Regions from separate parts of the Homo sapiens genome. Here region 1 is linked to region 2. Evidence: chromatin contacts called from ENCODE Hi-C data. All regions are on one chromosome and are shown on one strand. The core of a region is the stretch at or near the end of the contact, and the rest is flanking DNA. Distances in the headings are between cores, read along the strand shown. Region 1 holds the start of ZNF787 (zinc finger protein 787). Region 2 holds the start of LINC01530 (long intergenic non-protein coding RNA 1530).

Region 1 (3,379 bases), core at 458-2,957, 4.5 Mb before region 2:
TGAGACGGAGTCCCATTCCATCGCCCAGGCAAGAGTGCAGTGGTGCGATCTCAGCTCACTGCAACCTCTGCCTCCCAGGTTCAAGCCATTCTCCTGCCTCAGCCTCCCGAGTAGCTGGGATTACAGGTGTCCGCCACCACGCCCAGCTAATTTTTGTATTTTTAATAGATATGGGGTTTCACTATGTTGGCCAGGGTAGTCTCGAATTCCTGACCTCCTGACGTCTGCCTCTGCCTCCCAAAGTGTTGAGATTTACAGGTGTCAGCCACTGCACCCGGCCACACTTCCTTCTGTTCTAAGATATATTTAAAAATTTACCTTTGTGATATTTCTGAAGGAGGGACACAGATATCCTCCTATTGACACACACAGTTAACACAGCACTGTTCACCCCACCCCATGGAAAGATGTTATTAAATCAATAATATACATCTTATGATTGATGCTCACTGAGCTTTGAGGGTATACAGTGGCCACAACAATAGACTTATATGTAACACTGCTAATAGGTAATAATAACCACCATCATTTTTGTGAACTTACTATGGGCCAGGTATTGAACTAAGCAGCTCTTACACATATTACCTTGCAGGTTATCTTATTTTTTCCCATTCCACAGATGAGAAATTGAGGCTGAGAAAGGTGTTATTCCACCAGTGAATTATAGCTTCTTATCTTTTCTGACTACCAGTGAGGATGATAACAATTATAAGCGATAAGTCATCTGCCACTTAGGTGAGAGTCAGCCAAGTACAGAACAGAGGAAGGACCAGAAGGACCAGCCTACAAGGACACTATGGTTTGGACAATTATTTTAAAATATGTGTTTTTTGCAAGAATACCAACAGTAACAGCTAACACCCAGTGCGTCCTTACTAGGTGCCTACCTAACGCGGGGGAAGTAGTGGATTCTCAGGGCTATGACACGAGGCAGTGTGTACAGTCAAGGGTTAAATACACGAATTTAGAGCCAAACTCCATGGGTTCGGGCCGAGGCTCTGGCATTCCGGGTGTGTGACTTTTGGTAGGTGATTTGACTCCTCACCTGCAACATAGGGATAGGACCTACCATGAGGCCCTAGTTAGGACTAGGACCTAGTGCGTGTGAAGCACTTGGAGGCGCACAATGTATTTTCATCACTTCAGAAAGGAGGAAACTGAGGCCATGGCACCTGAAGCGCAGCACTCTCTGTCCAGTAACTAAGGAACCCGGGGTCTCTGTCCAGTAACTAAGGCACCTGGACTCGGGCCACTGGGAGGTGCAGCGGCAGAGAAGGGGTTACCATGATAGAGACGGTAGGAGGACCCGGGGTGGCACGAGCGTCCCTCTCCACCACTTCACTCTCCTCACGGCGGGCCCGGGGACCCGGCCGCGCAGGCGCGAGGAGCCCGGGTTGTCGGGGGGGCACCGCCCTAGACACCCGGAAGTCTCCGCCTAACGGGCCCAGCCCGCACCTCCTGTCCGGGAAGGGGGCGGGGCCGAAGCCCCTCGGCGCGGGGCGCCATAGAGCATGGACGGAGGACCTGCGTCCTAGACACTTCCGGAAGTGGCTCCCTCAGGCGCCCGCCGGGCACCACAGAGCTGGGGGCGGTGGCCGGGATAGCGGGCTCGCCTTCCTAGAGCGGCGAGGACAGGGTGGCGGCCCGGGGGGCAGGGAGTAGGGAGAAGGGGGGGAGCGGCGCGGGCGGAAGCGGCCGGGAAGGTCACTTCCGGCCTGGGCGCCCGTCCCCCTGACCCCAGGGTCTGAGTCGCCGCTGCCGCCGCTGCCACCATCCGCGAGGCAGGAGAGAGGAGGAGGAGTGCGGCGCGGCGGCCCCGGGACCAAGGAGGTGAGGGGTGGGGGCGGGGGCCGTGCGCTGGGGGCCAGGTGGGCGCGCGCTTCGGGAAGCTGGGCTTGGGCTGGGGGTGGGTGGGGAGACTGGAGGGCGAGCGCGACTGGGCGGCGGGCGCGCGTGCGCGCTGCTGGGGGGGCGTGAGTGGGCGCGCGGCCGGGGTGACGCGGGCGGGGGGAGTGCGCGTGCGCGCCGAAGAGCTGTGGGAGGGGACGCGCGCCCGGGCGGCCCGCGGGCGGCGAGCGGGGCTGGAGGGGGGGTGCGCGTGCGCGGGTCCGGGTCCAGGGCGCGCGCGTGCGCGTGGCGGGGGCAGGAGCGGGGGCCTCGGTGGGGGTCCCTCTGCTGCGGGCCGTCGGGGGTGGGGCCGCTGTCCGTCCCCCCGAAGTTCCAACTCCGCCGGTCGTGGCCGGAAGTGGTGGCGACTTCGGGGGGAAGTTGAGGCCCAGGTGGGGGAAGGGGCCGCGCGGTTGGGCTGGCCTGGCCGGATACCGCGGCCCCGAGGGCACGGTCTCAGCCCTCGGCCCCCCCAGCCCTTCCTTCCCCTTTTCGAGTCAGCCCGGGTCCCGTTGCTGCCCCGGGCGGGCTGCGCGTGGCCTTTGATCAGGCGGGTAATTACGGGGATTCTGGCCGGCAGGAGGCCCATTCATTCGTCCTTGCTCGGCAGGCGGGGAGGAAGCGCGTCCCCAGCGGGGGAAGTGACTGGGCCAAGGTCAGCCACCGCGTGGCCCACGGGGCAGGGCGAAGGCGGGGACTGGATCGGGTGGCGACTCCTGAGGCCTCCCTCCCCTGTGCCGAGTGGATCAGAGTGGAGCCCCGCCCTCCTGACACCCCACCCCGACCCCCAGTCCAGGGAGCTGACCCCAATTCATGTGGATGAGTGCTCTGGGACCTGCAGAGTCGCACAGAAAAGTGACCCACAGACACAGAAGGCAGGAGTGAGTGGAGGCAGAAGTTTTTCCAGTGCCAGGCCCTGTGCCGGGCACTAGAGACAGGGAGCAGGGAGATGAACAAGGGCTTGGAGTCTGGGTGGAAGGCAGAGACTGAGACCCGGGCGACAGAGTCGCCATCCAAGGTGACCAGACCCCTGATGGAGAGGTCTGGGGGCTGTGGGAGCCAGGGAAGGCATTTTGACCCAGCCCAGTCCGGGGGATGGTCAGGGCTTTAGGGAAGGAATGGCTTGGTCTGCTCTTTGCGGTGTCCTGCTCCCAGGTCCCATGTTGCGCAGTGCTTAGAACCCATCTGGGGATCCGATTGACCCCAGCGCCGGGAAGCACAGTTGCGTTGATCCTGGCTTAGCTCCTCTGAAGACCGTAAGCCTCTTTGGCTAAACGCTGCTGACATTCACCTGCCTGCCTCTGCGCAGTCCCTGTGGTCCTCCGGCCACGCACGGCCTCAGAGAACATCCAGATCAGATTCCTGCTTGCTTATCTCATGTCTTATCCATCCATCCGGGCACCCGGCCTGGCCCCTCCCTGGTGCACTGCCAGAGTGTGTGCAGGCACTGGGTTGTATTCCCCAAGAGCTCTGGGACTGGGCAGGCCTGGGT
Region 2 (3,357 bases), core at 699-3,198:
GGCCCTCCAAATGCCCCACGGAAGATCCCATCTAGGCCTCTCATATCTCAGTGCCCAACTGACCAGCTCTCACACCCCAAGGCAGAAACTTACCTAACCAAGCTCCCCGTCTCCCGGAAGCAACACCACCTTTCACCCAGCTTCTCTATGGAAGACAACTCAGCTTTTTCAACCTCTGAATCTGCAGTCACCTAGTACTGGGGTTCACTTCCTGAGGTCCTTATCAGATCCAGTTGCATCCCTGTTTTAGTTACCTACTCACCTCAGCCAGATGAACTTCCCATTGGTTTTTCAACCCCTTGCATCTTTGGCCAGGCTGATCTCATTGCGCAAGACACTTCCCTAAACACTGTGGTAGACCTAACTCTTACCTTCAAGTCTCAGCTCAAACTTTCATTCATTCATTTAACAAATACCCACTGAGTGCCGCCTATGTACCCAGCATGCTCTAGGTACTGGGACACAGCAGTGAGCAAGATAGGAAAGGTTGCAGCTGTCAGGGCACTGATGTTCTAATGGAGGAACCAGGCCATGGATAAGGAAGTAAATGACTAAGATGCTTTCCAAATACGAGGGAATTATCTTTGGTGGTATGACTGGGGGGGGGGGAACAGGGAGGGGGTTCTTTAGGGTGGCTGGAGGCCTTTGAGCTGAGGCCAACAAAATGAGTAGACAGATATTGGGTCAGGGTGGGAAGAATGCTCCAAATTGAGTTAATAGCAAATGCAAAGGACATGAAGGGCAGGGCCTGGCTGTGTTCAGCCCATTGGAAAGTGTGTTGTGACTGAGGACGACCAGAAAGGACCAGAAGCTTAGAGGTTGGCAGGATAAGGAGCTTGGATTTTATTCTGAGATGGGAACCACTGGATGATTTTAAGCTGGGGGGCAGGGTAGTGACTGGTGACAGGATCTGATTTATATTTCCACAGGCTTCCTGGCACTGTGCCTGAATAGAGGGTGGAGTGTGGCAAGGGAAGAAACAGAACAGTGAGGAGGCCCCTGCAGTGATGCAGGTGAGGAGTAACGGTAGCTCGGAGCAGAATGGAGACAGTGGAAGTGGAGAGAAGTGGTTAGATTCTGGGCCTCTTCTGGAGATAGAGACGATGAGACTCACACAAGATTTGGTTGCGGGAGGGAAGCGGATGAGAGAAACAGAACACTGGCGACCATTCCAAGATTTTGGCTTGAGCACTTGGATGGACAGTTAGTGGGGAGGAGGCAGAAAGATTGTGAGAGGAGCAGGTTTAGGACAGGGAATCTGGGATTTCGTTTGGATGTGGTAGATTTGAGGTCCTTTGCTCTGTAAGGTCTTTCCTGAACCCTGGGCTGGGTCTAGCACCTCCTCTGTGTTCCCACAGCCTCCTGAGCACCCCCTGGGCCAGCCCTGACCACTCTGTGTTGTAACCAGGACAGAGGAGGGTGCACTCGCACTGCACCCAGGTTGAAGGGCGAGAGTGAGAAGGTGTCAGGCTGGGCCGCAGAATCCAAAGCGGGTCAGCAGGTACAACAGCTGCTTAGAGCACTCCCACCCGGAGAGAGGGATTGAGAGATCACGGAAAAGGGTGCCATCTTTCCAGGGACGCCTACCAGAACGCGGGGGAGAGAAATACAGAGACCCTCAACTCCGCCACGTCATCGCGACAAAGGGCCAGGACCGGCCGGCCGCGGGATGGGCGCTCACCTGGGCAGAACTGGAGCTGGAAGGGCCAACCTCCAAAGAAACGAGGAGCGGGCGGAAGGACTACGACTCCCGGAAGGCTTTGGGCCCATCCGCCTACGACTCCCAGGTGCCCCTGCGTTGCGTCGTCCCGAAACACTTGCGGCTCTCGGACAAACTGGGCCTACAGTTCCCAGAGATCCTCGCGGCAGCGCTGCGCATTCTGCGCACGCCTCCCAGAGTGTACTAGGCCGGTCCGGCCCGCTTCCCGTCTGCGCCTGCGCAAGCACAATAGCCGTGCCAGAATTCTCTGCCAGCTGCTGTGCACTGCTGTCAGTGCAAAGATGGGATGGACTTTTTTTTCAGATTTTCTGCTGTTGTGGGAGTATGGCAAGAGTTTGAGGGGGCGGAGAAAGAGATTGGGAATGTGAAAAGGGAAGATAGCACCTGCGCTAAGCACATTCCTAGGATTGGGCCGCGTCTCGGGGATGCAGAGTGGGCTCTTCGGCGCGCCCTGCAGCCATGGGAGTGGACGCCTGCCCAGGCCGAAGGGCAAGGACTTGCGGGGTGGGGTCTCTGTGCATGCGCGGAGCTGAAAGGGAGCGTTTTGCAGATCTCCACGCGTGCGCAACTCTCGGGACGTGGACGCGGTGAACAGTTACGCACAATCGTCTTTCTGACACAAACACACCCTGCCAGGTGGAAGCCAGGATGGAGGGCAGGTGAGACCCGTAAGGCAAGATCCCAAAACCAAGGAACGGAGCACTCTCCCCGCTTGCTCCCCAGATCCAAGCCCTCCACTTCCTTCCAATGCCCCCCTTCCCGAAACTGCTCCCTCCTGTATATTCTGAGATCTTATCACTATTCCCGTGAGGCCCTTGATAAGGAGGATTGAGAGTGAAGGGTGATGGGAGACACGCCTTGGGCGTCTTCTGTCCACCTCAAGGATTGAACTTTGGTAACTGGAACTCATTCATTTGTTAATCTGTGTGCTAGGCCCTTTGACCCGCTGGCCAGATGCACCGGGACACAGGTGTATTCAGCCTGGTCCAGAGATAAGGATGATAAATCTTAATGTAAAGGTATCAGATGTTAAGGGCTGCAGGAGCCCAGAGGTTACAAGTGCTGCAAGCCAGAACATGGGGAAACAACAGCAATTAAGCCGTTAGCTTGTGCCTTGGAGGGGTGTTTGCCCTGCACCCCACTCACTACCTGAAGATAAATGGCTTCTCCAACGTGTAGTGGGGTTGGGATGATGAGGATGACATCACTGCCAGGTGGGAGGCAGGAGCTGCAGGTCCTGACATGATGAGGCAGGTATGGGCCGCCCTGGGCTGAGGGGGACATGGGCTACCCTGGACTGGAGGGCTGGGCTGTGGCATGGGGACCCTGTCAGAGACAGGTGTTTGGCCTCCATGCCTTCCTGTGTCTCTGGAAGGGTGAAACTAAGCGGGATGCTCCTCTCCCAGCCCCACCTGCTTTTCAGAGGCTACCATATGCTGGAGGGGGAAGATCCTGGCCACAAGCAGAGGCCCTGGAGGTGAATCAGTGTTGGAAGTGGGGTGGTTGGTTCTGGGTCCTCCCTGAGGCTCACATGGCTGCCCCTCCCCATCCTCCAGGCCTCGCCTTCTGTCCCGGATCCGCCAATCCTCCGATCCCTGGATCCTCTGATGATGGCATCAACTGTCTGGGCTACAGGT

Evidence for each region. A loop is a pair of places that touch in the nucleus more often than their neighbours do. Pooled maps may share reads with other maps.
Region 1: a loop to region 2 is called in a pooled map, with 28 times the contacts of the local background. The contact joins the promoter of ZNF787 here to the promoter of LINC01530 in region 2. A Hi-C loop is called at or near these places in 8 of 50 pooled maps.

What each region holds. Positions count from the first base shown.
Region 1 is chr19:56,119,623-56,123,001 of GRCh38, reverse strand. It overlaps ZNF787 (zinc finger protein 787), which reads left to right and starts at 1,707. Exons shown (of 3, transcript NM_001002836.4): 1 at 1,707-1,830. LOC124904772 (a long non-coding RNA gene) reads right to left here and starts at 1,392. Exons shown (of 2, transcript XR_007067348.1): 1 at 1,070-1,392. RefSeq lists silencers at 1,211-1,580, 1,671-1,790, 1,801-1,880, 2,171-2,490, 2,571-2,620 and enhancers at 1,225-1,940, 2,368-2,662.
Region 2 is chr19:51,592,971-51,596,327 of GRCh38, reverse strand. It overlaps LINC01530 (long intergenic non-protein coding RNA 1530), which reads left to right and starts at 1,948. Exons shown (of 2, transcript NR_034159.1): 1 at 1,948-2,379; 2 at 3,277-3,357. RefSeq lists a silencer at 1,031-1,198 and enhancers at 1,281-1,330, 1,541-1,850, 1,597-2,232, 2,233-2,868, 2,869-3,357.